Regions from separate parts of the Homo sapiens genome. Here region 1 is linked to region 2. Evidence: read pairs that join two places in POLR2A ChIA-PET (ENCODE). Cell type or tissue: HepG2. All regions are shown on one strand. Each heading gives the region's core, and the rest is flanking DNA. Links, peaks and the distances in the headings are about the cores only.

Region 1 (8,328 bases), core at 18-8,017, 150 kb before region 2:
CTGCAGTGAAAGATTCTGATGGGGTACCTATGAGGGTCCAGCCCAGGAAATGCAGAGGGGGAAAAACACCAGGCCCTGAAGGAGCTGAGATTTGTGTGTAGGACAAACGGAGAAATGGGTGCTTCAGACACAGCAGGAGGAAGGCTGTGATGGGTAGAAGGACAGAGTACAGCACAGAAAGGGGAAGAAGGGACCACTCTGCTCACATGTATGTGGGTGGGGGGAAGAGATAAAAGTAATTCTCTTAGTCCTTTCAAGCTGCTATAAAAACTGCCATAGACTGGGTGATTATAAACAACAGCAATGTATAGCTCACAGTTCTGGAGGCTGAGAAGTCCAAGGTCAAGGCATCAGTTGATTTGGTGCCTGGTGAGGGCCTGCTGTCTGGTTCACAGATTGCTGTCTTCTCACCATGTCCTCACATGTGAAAGTGGCAAGGCAGCTCCCTGGAGCCTCTTTTATAAGGTCACTAATCCTATTCATGAGAGCTTTACCCTCATGACCTAATCCCTGCTCTAAGGCCTCACCTTCTAATACCAGCGCCTTGGGGGTTTAGGTTTGAGCAGATGAATAGAATCTTGGAGGAACACAAATATTCAGATAGTAGAATAAGCTTCCTGGAGGAGGCAGTATCCTAGCTGGGGTCTTGAAGGAGTTTTGACAAAGCAGCTAGTATCAAAATACTAAAGGGCCAAGGCAGGAGCGAGAGGTATCTGGTACACCCAGAGGTGGGATTAGAGCAGTGTCACGGGGAAGGAGGGGAGAGTTGTGAGAGCTTTAGAAATTTGAGTCACATCCTGTGGGTCAGCGGTTTTCAAGCTACTGTGCCCTAAGGAGCCCTAGGTTTGATGAAAAGACCTCAGGGCAAGAGGTAAGCTCTGGACCACTCTGCTTTACATTTCAGGACTCCACACAGGATCACCTTTGAACTAAGGTCCCAGTGATTAAGAAAGAACGTGGGAAACTGTCATCAGCCATGCGGGAAGCTCTTGTTGGTTAGTCTAAGGCTCTGTCTCCTGGTATGACCTTTTTTTTGGCCACTTGGAGGTGTCAGGGGCCCCAAGAGGCCTGCTCCCCTGATGGGCCGTGATGGATGGACGTGACCATCACCTCTGCCCACTTCCCTGCCCAGCAGGGGACTGTGGAGACAACTCCAGCCAGCGGCTTCCTTGGCTTTGAGGCTAGTTGTCTGTGGTCTCATTTGCATTTATGTCACGGAAGAGTCAGCAGGAACCAAAGATAGACCTAGGGAAGAAACCAGCCATGTCGAGGAAGGGCCGCAGCACAGAGCAGGCTGCAGTCCCTTCGCAGAGAGTCAGGCAGGCAGGCACGGGCTGTGGCCAGAATCACTGGTTGCTACAGGATCAGCAAGGCCCAGCCGAAACCCTCCCTCCTCCAGGAAGCCCTCCTGCTGCCTCAGGGGAACTCCCTCTTTCTGCGCCTCTGTGCCTCTGTTAGAGCAGGAGTCACTGTGAGGAGGAGGAGGATGATAGGGTTCTGCTCCTGGTGAGTGCCTGGTGAGGAATTTTCTATGCATGACCTGGACCCCCAGGGCACCTTTGTACAAATTAGAAAAGGATCCCCCTTCCCGTGGGTAGACACAGCTCTGTCCCAGGGTAGTTACAGCTGTGTCCCAGGGTAGACACAGCTCTGTTCCCGGGCCATGGCGTTTCTGTGGGTCACAGCCATCTGTCCAGACTGAAAAGGAGACAGCTGCTGTGATCTCTGCCCACAGCTGGGAAACTGAGGCCATGTCACATTAGGGCACCTTCTCCCAAGGCTGCCGAGGCTCTCACTCCCTGCTCCAGCTGTGCAGGCTACAAGAATGTCTCCCTCATTCAGGGAAGTGGCATGCCGGGCTCTGTCTATCCCGAGATGCTATGATCTGAGTGTTTTTTTACTCCCGACAACGTGTATGTTGAAATTCTCTCCAGCAAGGTGAGGGTATGGGAGGTGGGGCCTTTGGAAGAGATTAGGGCATAGGACAGAGCCCTCCTGTTTGGGATTAATGCCCTTATAAAAGAGACCTGAGGAAAACCCCCTTGCCCCTTCCATCCATGAAGATGCAGCAAGACAGCCCCCTCCAGGAATCAGAGAGCCAGCCCTCCCAGACACCGAAGCTGCTGACACCTTGATCTGGAACTTTCAGCCTCCAGAACTGTGAGAAATACATGTCTGCCATTTCTAAGCCACCCCATCCACGGTATTTTGTTGTAGCAGCCTGAATGGATTGAGATAGGGGACCTCACTTCCAGCGAGTCTCAGAGGGCACTTGGCTAGGCCCAGCTAGAGGCTGGCCTTGTTGCTGCAAATCCTGAGCCAGAGGACAGCCTCTTCTACCAAGCACTATGGCCACCTGAGAGACAAAACACAGAGCAGGGCCCTAGCCTAACTGCCCTGCAACTTCAACCCCAGCATAGGGAAGGAGCCATCTCTCCATTGGGTCATTGATGCCTTCCCAGCAGGCAGGCCATGCCAGCTGCCTCAATGCACCAAAGTAAGCTCAAAAAGGATTTGTGATGCCATCAGCCACTCATTTCAGACCCATTCACCTCCTCCAGGATCTTTTCTCTATCATCAGGCATCCATAGACTCACGTGGACGTGTTGCCCAAAGCCCACTCACAAAGCATCTAACCCAGCCTTAGCACACCTGGGCCCCCACTCTCCCCACACCCATGGCAGATGTCACTAATGGATCACTGCACTTCTTCCTGTTAAGCCTGGATTGAACCTCAGAATCCTTCTCAACCCAGTGGCACAGCCAGAGCCATCTGAGTTGGAATGTGTAAGATGCAAGCTATTGTAGCCATCCCCGATGGGTCGATGCCCAGATTTAAAGATGACAAAACTGGGGACCAGCAACAGGAAGGAAATTGTGCCAGTCACAGAGCCCATCAGCAGCAGAGACATGGCAAGAAGCCCACGTCCCTCTTCTGAAATGGAGGCTGTGGTGGTTTTCATCAGGGAAGTTTTAGGGGACTCTTCACAGTTAGTGTTGCAGGCCCTGGGGCAGCCCTTGTACATTCCTTCAATGCCGGCCCTGGAGGACCATATCCCAGGCTTGAGTGCATCAAAAGGACCCACTCTTCCATCCCCGTGGCGGCTCCAGGGACCAGCAGGGGCAGCAGGGCAGGCCTGACCTTCATACACAGTTCCCTGCACACACTCGGCTAACTGTGACCAGGGTGAGAGCGGGCGCAGTGGGGGAAGGTTGTGGGAGGAAGGGTCAAGGGCCTCTGGTGACTCATGATGTGGGCTCAGGGAGTGTTGGCTGAGCCAACATGTCTGGCTCGAAAAAGAGGATCACCAGAGGCTGAAGTGCGGGGGCCTCATGAGAACCGAGGTACACCAGGAGCTCAGAGGTGGGGCCAGCATGTTCTGGGGGTGTCTACAAAGGCTTCCGGCAGCTCAGAGTTCAGCCTGAGCAAACTCTTGCTCATTCATTCACTCATTCATTCAGCCAAGGTCAACTAGTGTCAAGCGTTGTTCTAGCCGCTGGGACACAGCAGTGAACAAAACTGACAAAACAAGCCTGTGGCCTAGGGGAGGGGAGACAATGAACAACATAAATGAGGAGAAGGCCGGCACGTGTGATGGTGATGAGTGGTAAGGAAGAGAGAAGGCAGGTGAGGAAGAGGGAGTGTTCCGGGAAGGTTGCAAGTTTAGACAATGTGGCCAGGGAGGGCCTGGCCATACCAAACAATTGACTAAACCTGACGATGCTGATGGAGGAAGCGTGTGGACCCTGGGGGAAAGGCCAGCATCTGCCAAGGCCCTGAAGCAGGAACATGGTGTGCTGGGGGGACAGTGGGGGGACAGGGCTGGAGGTCAGGGGTGGTGGGGTAGACAGCGGGAGGTTGGAGGTCATGGATAAGGCCAGATCCTGAAGGGCCTTGAAGCACAGAGTAATGACTTGGGATTTTCCTTAAGGAGGTGATATCGTGGGTTGAATTCTTGCCCCCAAAAAAGCCATGTTCGCATCCTAACCCCTGGAACGTGTGAATGCGACTTTATTTGGAAAAGGAATCTGTGGATGAAATTAAATTAAGGATCTCAAGATGAGATCATCCTGTGTTATCCAGGTGGGCCTTAAATCCAATCACAGGTGTTTCTGTAAGAGACACACAGTGGAGAAGAGAAGGCCACGTGAAGGCTGAGGCAGGGATGGGCGTGGTGCTGCCACCAGCGGGGGAACGCCAGGAACTGGAAGAGGCAAAGAAGGACCCTCTGAGGGCGCAGGGTCCTGCTGACACCTCAACTTCAGACTTCTGGCCTCCAGGGCTGTGAGAGGAGACTTTTCAAGCCATCCAGTTTGTGGTCATTTGCTATGACTGCCCTGGGAAACTGATCCTGATGGGAAGCCCTTGGAAGCTCTTGAGCGGAGGAGGGACATGCTCTCCTGGGCTTACTCCTAGCTGCATAGGAGAGTCTGAGCCGGGCAGGGACAGAGCTGTCGGGGAGTCACTACGGTGATGCAGGTGAGTGAAGGCTAGAACTGTGATGGATGGGGGAGGTCAGAAGAGAGGGACAGGCCCGAAAGGGGAAGTAGGAATGGGCGGGGCGGGGCGGGGGAGGTGGATGGCCAGACAGGGAATCCCTTGAGGAAATCCAGGGGTTGTGGCGGATTTTGTGATGCAACCTCTGCCTCCCGCGTTCAAGCAATTCTAGTGCCTCAGCCTCCCAAAAAGCTGGGATTACAGACATGCATCACCATACCCAGCTAATTTTTGCAGCCCTCTGGGGGTTGCAGCAGCAGGGCACGTATGTGAGAGAGGGGCTCAGGAGAATAGTGTGACCAAGGGAGGTGTCCTCCTGGAAACCTTCACCCCAGCCTAGAAGCACAGGATAGGAACCAACTTCCTCCAGGGCCAGCTTTCTGGCCTGGATGCTGGGGCTGTTCTGTCCTTGGACCATCCATGGGACGTGATGTTGAACCGTCCCCCTAGGACCCACTAGCTGCTGTCAGATTTTACAGCCTCCCCCATGCAACCACCTGGGGTGTTCGCTGCTCAGAAACTCTCAGAAAGATCACACAGGGCCAGGTGCGGTGGCTCGGGCCTGTAATCCCAGCACTTTGGGAGGCAGAGGTGGGCAGATTGCTTGAGGCCAGGAATTCAAGTCCAGCCTGGCCAACATGATGAAACCACGTCTCTACTAAAAATACAAAAATTAGCTGGGCATGGTGGCGCATGTCTGCATTTTTTGGAGGCTGAGGCATGAGAATCACTTGAACACAGGAGGCAGAGGTTGCAATGAGCCAAGATCGCGCCACTGTACTCCAGCCTGGGTGGCAGAGCAAGACCCTTCCTCAAAAAAACAAACAAACACAATGGTCGACCAGAACTCCAAAGGGACAGAAACTGTCAGCAATGTGCATGGCTGGCCAGAACTTTGACAATAAACACCTGGCCTTGGTGCCACGGGAAACTTCCAAGTCTTGGGGCTCCCAGAATCCGAGTGCTTGTGGCTCTCTGGGGCTGGTGGCCACACCTATGTTTGAGGCTTTTTGTGGTCTGGTGGTGCACAGCTTCAAGCAAGACTCAATCCTGTTTCCATGAAGCAGAAGCGAGGCCTTGGAGTGTGCAGGGAGTGAGTGCCACGGGATGGCTGTTCTTGCCTGGGAAGATGACAAAAGGGCTCTTTCCTTGGCAGCTCCCGTGGAGGAAGGGGCTGGCAGCACCCAAGAACACAAGCACAGATGGAGGCGTCCCTCTCCAGTGGCTGGGGCAGGCTCTGATTCCGCCTCCTGCATTTGGAGCAGCTGTAAGCTATCAGGGCCTGGCTGGCTGGCTCCAGGCCTCCCAACGTAACCAGCCTGCCCTGCTATCCTGGCCTGAGGCTGGCATTCCTCCCATGGTCTCTGCAGCACTCATCATCGGCGCTCCTGCCACAGCATGGGGACCTGGGCAGCCTGATGGACAAATATTGGGCAGGGAGGTAGGGAGATGCAGTTTCCTGGATTCCCTTCCCTTTATTGAATAGGAATCTTTGCACCTAAACAAGTCTGTGTAGAGTCCAGATTGTGCTCTTTGTCCTTGGTCCAGGAGGTCCATCTCTTTGAGCATCAGTTTCCTCTAATGCCAAGTGGAGACAATAAATTGCCCTTTCCAGGGTCCCAACAAGGATTGCCAAAGTCAGCGTCCTTGGATGTCTAGCCTAGCTCAGGTGCCCAGGTGTTTGATAAGTTCTCACTGGATCCACACTGGGTTGACTCTGGATCTGTGGAAATTCATAGAGGCCCAGTTGCCCAGCCTGGCCCAGCCCACACGTCCAGCTCTGCCTATGAGAGGACCTGTCAGATGGGCCGGGCCATGCCATGAGGAAGAGGTGGAGTACGGGGACGTGACCTAATGAGGTTGACAGAGCAACAGCTGGAACCAGAGATCGCCAAGGGGAGCGAGGCTGTGGGGCTGCTCCGGGATGAGGGGGTGAGGCAGGGCCCAGAGGCATCGGGTCCCATCATCCTTCTACAGAGAAGGACAGCCCTGAGAGGCTGTGATAGTCTGTGATAGAAGGTGACTCCAGCCTCAGTAAAGAACAAACAGAGGATGCCCCACAGACACCACTGGTCTCTCCTGAGACCCTGGAAGGCTGGGTAGAGGTGGAGCTCACAGCTGACTCAGAAGTGAGGAAGATATGGGGAATGAGAATTCGGCTCAAGTCTGGAGCCGTGGCTGCACCAAAAAACACACACAGAGCCCGGGGGTGCAAACCACTCAGACAGGAAAACCAGGGCCAAATGCCCCCAGCTTCCACCTCAGCAGCCCCATCTGCTTGCCTGGAGGGCGGGGTGACTCCAGCACGGGCAGCCTGAGAGCTGCTGAGACCGGGTGGTCTCTGATGTGCTAGCCTCCTTCCTTTATTCATTCACTCTCCAGACATTAATTGAGCATTAACTCTTCACCAGACTCCTGGACACAGCAATGAACTGAGAGCTGCTGGGACCCATTGGTCCAGGGGGAACTACTGGAGGCTCCAGGACCCCCAGGAGTCTCAGTCATCTCTCTCTTCATGTGAGGCAGGAAACCCTCAACTGCCCCCACCCCAATTCCCCCACAATCCCGCCCCCAGCTGTGAGGAGTCTCCCTCCACCAGCTGTGAGGAGTCTGGGTCCTATAGCTGCAAGTCCTCCAGTTCTGGAAGCAGCCCTGTTCAGGAAGGGTGTGGTCTGGTCCATGCCTCACTGCCTTAGGATTTGAGCCACTTAGAATTCTCTATCCTCTGAATCTCAGGGTTGGGGGTGCTTATCACCCTAGAACTTGGTGTTTTCAGATCTGCAAAACACCTTAGAGCTAACAAGCTAACTTCCTGGCCCTTGGAAGCTGTCCAGCCTCACTGACCAGCTGCCGCTTATGGGGGTGTTGTCCCTCAGTCGATTTTTCAGAGTCAACCAATGCCAGGTCTGATCTCTTCATCGGCAGCCTCTAGCAGTGCCCACCTAGCATGCAGGGGAGCAGAGCTCAGTGACAGGGAACATGTGAAGAGCCCCAGGAAAGCTCGGCCTTTAGGTCATGTTCCACAGGGGTTTAGTGTCAAGAGTGAGGGAGGTTGGAGGTCTCGCCCATGTCAGAGCCCCCCAACAGCACAGTTTCAGAGAGACATTGGCACGCTGCAGGGTGCTCAGATGAGGATGTGTTGGACGGTGAAGGCCCTGGCAGTGACCACAAGGAGTGGCTGAACCTGGGATGGGCTATCCTGAGAAGTGAAGGCTCAGACTGGGGATGCACTCATTGCTGACCAATCTATGCACCCATCCATGCAAAGCAGGGCTAGTGGTCCATTCTGTGGCCCCCAGGGCAAGGCTAAGGCTGAATAGGGAGCAGAAAGGAGAGACAGTTTGATGCCCAGATGGAAGAAATGGAGAGATCAGTGCTGGGTTAGTGGTGACTTTGGGCCCAGCCCTGCCGACTCAGTGGTCAGCATCTGGTCCCCACTGGAGATCATGAGACAAGCACGAACGCCCTGGGCTTCCTCCACCTGGCAGCCCTCCCCCGGGGAAATCAGGCTCTCAGAAGGCTGAGCCTGCCTCAGCCTGGGACCTTGGGGACAGGCCTCTGTGAGGTTAGAGGGACCTCAGGCAAGCCTTCTGAGTAGAGATGTCCTGTGCCTTCGCCTCACATGGCTTTTAGGGAGCTTGCTTTTTGAGATGGTACTGACAGGCCAGAGAGGAGGGCAGAGGGGCTGCAAGCTCCCACATGGGCTGATGTGTGCTCCCAGGAGGGAGCTGAAACCCTGGGGCCTTGTGAGCCGCCAGCAGAAAAATCGGCTTGGAAGGCTGGGCGTGGTGGTTCACCTGTGTAACCCCAGAAAAATCGGCTTTGGGAGG
Region 2 (8,328 bases), core at 241-8,240:
AGCTACTCGAGAGGCTGAGGCAGGAGAATGGCATGAACCCTGGAGGCGGAGCTTGCAAGTGAGCCGAGATCGTACCACTGCACTCCAGCCTGGGGGAGACAGCAAGACTCCGTATCAATAAAAAAAAAAAAAAAAAAAAAAAAAGGAAAAGTTGCACTAGCTATATTATTTCACGTGGAAGAACTGAGGCAGTCCTGTCTGGCCCATTTGGAGTCCATTCACTCAGGAGTTAATGTGGCTGCGGGCCACTCAAGCTGTTTTCTGGGTGGGGTCTCCAGCTAGGAGCAACAGCAGATAAAATATCCTTCTCTTCCCCTCAGTGTGTCCCAGAGCTAAGAAGGAGAAGGCTGTGCTCAAAAGAGAACCACCATAGCTAGACTATTAAACTTAAGCACATGGGCATTGAACTCTGATCAAACCCCCCACTTGTCCAGCCCAGAGCAAGGCCGAGGGGAACAGGCAATGGGCAGTAGGACCGCTCCTGATCGCTCTAAAACTACAGTCAATACAGTAGCCAGTAACCACATGTGGCTATTAAGTACTTGAAATGTCACTAATGCCACTGAAGAACTAGGCTTTTAATATCATTTCATTTTAATTACATTTAAAAACTGTTATTTGATTCAATTTGATGGAAACTTTTAGGTATGTTTGAAACAACTTGGGTATGTAAATCTGCTTTTTCAACTGAAAATTTTATGAAATCTAAATGCAGATTCTTTTTGATAAAAATTTAGTGTCCACATTGAGATGTGCTCTAACTATAAGCTAAACACTAGAATTTAAAGACTTAGATTGAAAAACATGTACAATAGTTTATTTTTATGTTTATATTAATAACATGTTGAGGTGGTAATACTTTGGATATAGTGGATTTTTTTAAATGTATGAGATTTAATATGTTGAACATATTATTCAAATTAATTTCATCTTTTTAGATTTTATTTTTTTTTCTTGAGACAGAGTCTCATTCTGCCACCCAGGCTGGAGAGCAATGGTGTAATCTCAACTCACTGCAGCTTCCGCCTCTCAGGTTCAAGTGATTCTCATGCCTCAGCCTCCCGAGTAGCTGGGATTACAGGCATGTGTCACCACGCCTGGCTAATTTTTGTATTTTTAATAGAGACAAGGTTTTGCCGTGGTGGCCAGGCTGATCTCGAACTCCTGACCCTAGGTGATCTGCCCACCTCTGCCTCCCACAGCACTGGGATTACAGGTATGAGCCACCACACTCAGCCATCTTTTTAGCTTTTTAATGTGTCAACTAGAAAACTTAAAATTACGCATTTGAGTCACATTGTATTTCTATTGGACAGCACTGGGCTAAAATGTCTACAAGTTCAGATGGCTCCCTGGCTCCTCCTTCAGCCACCATCCTCCCAAGGGAGAGTCAGTGCTGACATGAGTCCCCTAAAATTCGTTCATCTTTCTGCTGGTAAGACTTCTTTTCATTTGTCCTAAGCTCATCACTGGGTTTCAGAGAGGTTCAGATACAGATGAACACTGAGGTTTGGAGCAATTTGGAGACTGCCCTCTTGCATTGACTGATTGCTTTCTATACCTGCCACCTCTGTCCTTTTCAGCTCCTCCCCTATAGCAACTCCCTCCCCAAAGCTCTCCAACTCATCCCCAACACCAGACAGCATTTTCTTGAACAGGAGAAGCTGCTTGGGCCTTTTTGCATGGTGACCTATTTTCCTTTCCAAAAAAGAGAATCAAAATCTAGTCCTTGTTCAATTTTGGTAGAAAAGTGGTGGGTGTGGATTGTTTTCAGGAAGTCTTCTATGAGCCTCAATCCTCTCAATTCAAGTCAGTAAACAAAGATGGAGGGGACAGAGTAGACAAGGGGAGCTGAAGGAGGGAAAGGTGAGGAGGCAAGTAGGCCCACACACCGCACACCCCACGCTATGCTACATGATGTTAAAAATATGTAAATGAATAGTGGAGTTGGCTTCCCACTGGACGCAACATTTGAACAGTGCCTTGAATAACAAGTAGGATTTTTCCAGAAAGAAAAGCTTTGCTGGGTGCAGTGGCTCATGCCTGTAATTCCAGCGCTTTGGGAGGCAAAGGTGGGAGGACTGCTTGAGCCCAGGAGTTTGAGACCAGCCTGGGCAACATAGGCAGACTTCATCTGTATAAATAAATAAATAAATAAATAAATAAATAAATTAGCTGGGCATGGTGGCATGCACCTGTGGTCCCAGCTACTTGAGAGGCTAAGGTGGGAGGATCACTTGAGCCCAGGAGGTTGAGGCTGCAACGAGTCATGATCACGCCACCACACTCCAGCCTGAGCTACAGAGTGAGGTCTTGTCTCAAAAAAAAAAAAAAAAAATTCAAAATGAAAGACAAGCCCATTTGTACCATCTGAAACATTTACTGTGTGGATTTTATATGGAGAAAGATTCTGCTTGTGTGGTTTGATAGAAAGGAGAAGCTGTGATGGGTAGAAGTAGAAAAATGATGCTCCTTGCCCATGCATGAGGTTTGCCTGATGACAGCAAAGTGTGAGGTTCCTCCAACCCTGAGAATTGGGAGGACAGAAAGGAAAGAGGAAGGTTGCAACAACTTCCCATTGGGTAAGTGCTGTCGCTACAAAATCCACCCCTGCAAATGCTTGCCAGTTTAGTGGCGTATGCTGAAATTGCACTTTTATTAATTTAACGAAAGCTACAAGAAAGTGGTGTGGAGATGCAGTGAGCAGAAGGGAGGGAGTCTTGTGCCAGGGAGCTGGAGACTTGCTTTTTAGCCCTGGCATGTCCTAGCTTCACGACCTTGAGCAAACCGTCCTTTCTAGGTCTCAGTTTCCCCATTTGTAAAATGAGAGGTAAAACTCAGGGGTCCTGCAGGTAACAACTGTGTGTGAGACATCAAGTAGTGGCAGCATTTGTGAAGAACTGGAGAACATGTCATAATGCAGCTATAGAAGCTCAGAATTTAAAAATCAACTACTGTGTTGTTCAAACAATACACAGGCGGCCAGGCACTGTGACTCATTACTGTAATCCCAGCACTTTGAGAGACCGAGGTGAGAGGATCACTTGAGCCCAAGAGTTCGGGATCGATTCTGGGCAACATAGCCAGACCCTGTCTCTATTTCTTTAAACAAGATATAAGAAGAAAGAGAGAGAGAAAGAAAAAGAGAGAAAATGCATGGGCAGCGCAGGCTAGATTTGGCCAACAGAACCAGTCCATAGCTCCTGAACTAGATGAATTTCATTTTCATTTTGAACAGATCAAGGGGGATCTCACCTGCTGAAAATAATACTGTCAGTCCTTTCATAAAGTGAAAAAAATCCCTTTAATAAAGCAAACACATTCTTTTGTTTAGTTTTATTATTCAAGACCATCTTTTATTTTAGTTGCTTAAACTGAGGTCCAAAGAATGAAATATTTCAAAGAATGGAACCTAGAGGAATGTGGTCTTAAGTAAGAAGTTGTTATTCCAGCTGAGGGGGGTTACCACACAGAGGGGCGGAAAATCTTACCCCCAATGCCTATCCAGAGGGGAACAGAACATCCAGTTTTTTCTCCTCCCTTTTTTTAGCCTTGAAAGCAAATGATCTAATCAAAGTATATTTACACAGGGATGATTCACTTGTGTTCTCTTATGATGTCAGAATATTGCAATAGGGAGGAGTTTAATTCACAATTGATTTCCACACTCCAGTGCGTTACTACTGAAGATGTGTCTGTAGCTGTTTATAGCATGAGACAGAACCTATATTAGGAGCCACTGCCCAAGACCAGGAAATAGGGGAGCAGAGGACGCATTGGTGGGAGGACCCTGTGCTTCTGCTCCAGCCGGGCTGCTCAGCACAACGTGGCACAGCAAGGGCAACTCTCCTTCCTCAGGGTCCTCAACTGGAAAGGAGAGGACAGAAAATCTCTTTCGTTGACAGCTCTTTGATAGACCTGCTTTATTTGTGGACTGTGGGGTCATGTGATTTCTGCTCAGCTTCATCACAGTGTATGTTTAAGAAAGCAGTTGATGCATTTTTAAAATTTGTATAACTTTAAGGGGTACAGATGCAGTTTTGTTACATGGATATATTGTGTGTGTAGTGGGGAGGTCTGGGCTTTTGGTGTAACCATCACCTGAATAATGTACATTGTGCCCATCAAGCAATTTTTTATCCCTCACCCGCTCCCACCCTTCCAAGTCTCCAATGTCTATTATTCCACAGTCTATGTCTATATGTACACATTATTTACCTCCCATTTATAAGTGGCAACATGCAGTACTTGGCTTTTTGAGTTGTTTCACTTAAAATAATGGCCTCTAGTTCTATGTATGTTGCTTCAAAATACATGTTTTATTTTTTTTTTCATTTTAATGGGTGAGTTGTATTCCATTGTGTATGTACACCACCTTTTCTTTATCCCACCATCCACTGATGACACTTAGGTTGATTCCACATCTTTGCTATTGTGAACAATGCTGTGATAAACTTAAGAGTGCAGGTAACTTGCCTTTGGGTAGATACCCAGTGGCGAGATTGCTGGATCGAATGGTCTTATAGCTTGGAAATCTCAACGACATGCCTAGAAAGTTCGCTCATTCATTTATTCATTCCACTAATGCCTGGTAGGTGCCTTCTCTATAGCAGGGACAGGCTATGCTTCTGTAAAGCATGGGACAGGCTGCCATGCTTTAAGGAGCTTAGGGACTGTGTATAGTTGGCATCTCACAGCTATTGAATGTCCTAAGCCTAAATAAGGTAGAGACAGGGCTTGAACCTGGCAAATACGAGGTGGGTGATGATAGTTGCTGCTCTGATTCAAGCACTCATTCTGCAAACACAGTCTGGGTCAGGAATGGGATACTGGAATAAATTAGGTACAGACCCTGCTCTCAGAAGAGCTCCAGTCCATAAATATGGAGCTCCAGTCCATAAATAGAAGCACAATACTCAACAATTAAACTATTTCAACTGAGTGTGGCAAGTATTGTAATGAGTACGCACTGGGAAGGGGCTTAAGGAGGTCAGTGAAGGCTTGTACTATGTGGTACATTGCACATTCGTGGCCCTCTATGAGCTGCACCCCCCAGTGTTCATCTCCTGGCATAGTTCTTTCCCGTGATGATCTTCAGCTTGGCCATGTAACTAGCTTAGCCAATGGAACATCAGCATTCATTGCATGGATATGCAAGCTGAAGCTTGATAAGTACTTGCACATTGGGGCTTGCTCTTTTGAAATGCTTCTTCCTGGAGAATACCCACCATGGTTTCAGGAGACTCAATTAGCCATGTGAAGAAACCCATATTGAGGAGAATTGGGCCCCTGACTCATAGCCTCAGCTAAGCTATCAGCAGGTGGCCAGCACCAACTACCACCAACTCTGGGGCCATTTGAACCCTCCACCCTAAAACCGCAGCCAACCCCATGGGAAGAAGAACTGCCTGAATCAACCTACAGAATCATAAGAAATAATGAACTGTTGCTGTCTTAACCACTATGTTTTGGGATCGCTTGTTCCACAGCAATGGATAACCAAAGCAAGCTGAGTTCCTGACGGCTGCATGGAAGTTAGCCATCCAAGAGAAGAGAGGGCATTCTAGATATGGAGGTATGCGTATCCAGGTACTAGGCAGCTCAGTACGGTGGGAATGTGGGGTATAAGGTGGCAGTTACTGGAAATGGGGAGGCTCACCTGAAGGTAAATCTGGAGTCTGCAAGACCACCCCTCATTTTGCAGATTTGCTAAAAGGATGCATAGAACTCAGCATGTAGGTGTACTCACAGCTATGATTTATTACAACAAAAGGATCAAAGCAAAAGCAGCAAAGGGAAAGGCACACAGATGAAGTCTGGGGAAAGTCAAGTGCAAGCGAAATTGTTCTTCTCGAGAATCCTGAGTTCTTTCCCAGTGGCATCACACAGGACATGCTAATTACCCCAGCAATGAGTTGTGACAACCCATGTAGAACATTGCCAACCAACAGGAATCGATGCCTAGGATTTTTCTTGGGTGGCTGTGCTGATTAATTTTTTTTTTTTTTTTTTTTTTTTGAGACAGTGTCTCGCTGTGTTCCCTAGGCTGAAGTGCAATGGCGCGATCTCGGGACACTGCAACCTCTGCCTCCCAGGTTCAAGCAATTCTCCTGCCTCTGCCTCCCAAGTAGCTGGGATTACAGGCACCCGCCATCACAGCCGGCTAATTTTTTGTATTTTCAGTAGAGACGGGGTTTCACCATGTTGGCCAGGCTGGTCTCGAACTCCTGACCTCAGGTGATCCACCCACCTCAGCCTCCCAAAGTGATGGGACTACAGGTGTGAGCCACTGTGCCCGGCACTGCTGGTTAATTTTTATGTCAACTTTGTTAGGCTATGGTACCCAGTTATTTAATCAAACACCAGACTAGATATTGCTATGAAAGTGTTTTTTAGATTTGATTAACATTTAAATTACTCAAATACTTTGAGTAAAGAAGATTATGCTCTATAATGAGGGTGGGCTTCTTCTAATTAGTTGAAGGTCTTGAGAGTAAAGACTCAGGTTTCCCTAATAAGAAGGGGGTATTCTTCCCAAAACTGCTACATAGACACCCTGCCTGAGCTTCCAGCTGCAGAATTTGGGCTCAAGGCTGCAACAACAGCTCGGAATTTCCAGCTTGCCAATCTGCCCTACGGGTTCTGAACTTGCCAGCTCCCACAATCATGAACCAATTCCTTAAAATAAACCTCTCTCGGCCAGTCACGGTGGCTCACGCCTGTAATCCCAGCACCTTGGGAGGTCGAGGCGGGTGGATCACAAGGTGAGGAGATCGAGACCATCCTGGCCAACATGGTGAAACACTGTCTCTACTAAAAATACAAAAATTAGCTGGACATTGTGGTGCGTGCCTGTAATCCCAGCTACTAGGGGGGCTGAGGCAGGAGAATCGCTTGAACCAGGGAGTCGGAGGTTGCAGTGAGCCAAGACTGTGCCACTGTACTCCAGCCTGGTGACAGAGCAAAACTCTGTCTCAAAAAAAAAATTTTTTTTTAAAAACCTCTCTCTCTCTCTCTTTCTCTCTCTCTCTGGTGTGGAGAACCCTGACTAATTCAGGGGTGGTCAAATAGGTACCTTCTGCCTGGCATGTACCCAAATTCCAGACTTTCAGAAGGAAGGCAGGTGTTCAGCATAAACCATATTGTTTAGACAAACAATTTAGGCACAGCGAGCCACTCTTGTCGGTTCCTGGTGAGAACTGTTCCAAACTCCAGGCAAGAACCAACGTGCTTCTTATGAAGCAGGGCTTCCTAAGAACAGGCAGTGAGGCCTACCATGTTTACTCTTTTCTGTAGAGAAGGTAAACAATTTAAATTGAGGGAAAAGGGAGTCAGTGAGTTTTTTTATGTAAATATGTTCCTCCACTGAAGGTTTTAAGAAGGAGGTGACATGTTTTGTTCCATGAGGTGGCAGCTGTGTTGGGGATGGCTCACAGAGGGACGAAGGAGGGAAGCAGGCTTCAGATTAGGAGGCCTAGGCCAGGCATGATGCCTCACATCTGTAATCCCAGCACTTTGGGAGACCAAGATGGGAGGTTTACTTGAACCCAGGAGTTCGACACCAGCCTGGGCAACATAGGGAGACCCTGCTTCTACCAAAAAATAAAAAATTTTAATTAGCCAGGCATGTGCTTGTAGTCTCAGCTACTCAGGCGGCTGAAGTGGGAGGATCACTTGAGCCTGGGAGGTCGAGGCTGCAGTGAGCCATGAACGAGCCACTGCATTCTAGCCTGGGTGACAAAGTGAGACCCTGTCTCAAAAACAAACAAAAAAAAGAGTGGCCTCTCTGGCTATCAGGCAGAGCAAAGGTGGAGAGGTGAAGATAGATTTGAGAAAACAGCAGGACTCTTGGTAGAAATGTCCCCACCTCCCGAGCAGTCACCTCCTCTCCCATTCAGTGGGAGCCTGGGAGCCTCAGAGAAAGTTGTATGTGTGTTATGTGTGTTGTCTGTGCTGTGTGTGTGTTGTGTGTATCTTTTGTGTGTGTGGTGTGTTGTGTGTGTGGTACATGTATTTGTGTGAGTGTGAGTGTTGGGCTATCTCGAATTTCACTCTCCTCTCCTGGGTTATCAGGTGAGAGATGAGACGGGCACCTGCCATGGCTGACAGACAGGAGGCACGGGGAGGGCTGCATCTGTATCCATGGTGGAGGTCAGTCAACCACCTGGAGACCTGAAGCCCCCACAGGCCAGGCCCTTGTCCCCCTCCTCCCTCCCATCACAGTCCACATAGGGTTTGTCCTCTCTGGGACCTCAGGGGTACACCTAGAGCTTCATAGCTGAAGGGATTTGGTGGAACATTAGGCTTTCATTATTCAAAGTGATGGTC

The links. Peaks named below come from ENCODE experiments on the same cell type or tissue, not always from the same donor. Only the 100,000 strongest peaks of a DNase experiment are listed, where the experiment ranks them.
Region 1: POLR2A ChIA-PET joins it to region 2 with 20 read pairs; 27 of 35 experiments call an interaction of 5 or more read pairs at or near these places.

What each region holds. Positions count from the first base shown.
Region 1 is chr2:20,588,574-20,596,901 of GRCh38, reverse strand. HS1BP3-IT1 (HS1BP3 intronic transcript 1) reads left to right here and starts at 4,354. Exons shown (of 2, transcript NR_046836.1): 1 at 4,354-4,480; 2 at 5,655-6,127. It also overlaps a transcript of HS1BP3 not described here. In HepG2, for the core only: CTCF peaks have their summits at 3,135 and 4,174; DNase peaks (open chromatin) are centred at 438, 941, 3,381 and 4,161; H3K4me3 peaks cover 1,076 bases.
Region 2 is chr2:20,433,987-20,442,314 of GRCh38, reverse strand. No RefSeq gene overlaps it. Among named protein-coding and RNA genes, the nearest start is that of RHOB, 8.9 kb to the left of the region's middle. In HepG2, for the core only: a CTCF peak has its summit at 5,051; DNase peaks (open chromatin) are centred at 2,994, 3,604 and 5,095; H3K4me3 peaks cover 585 bases.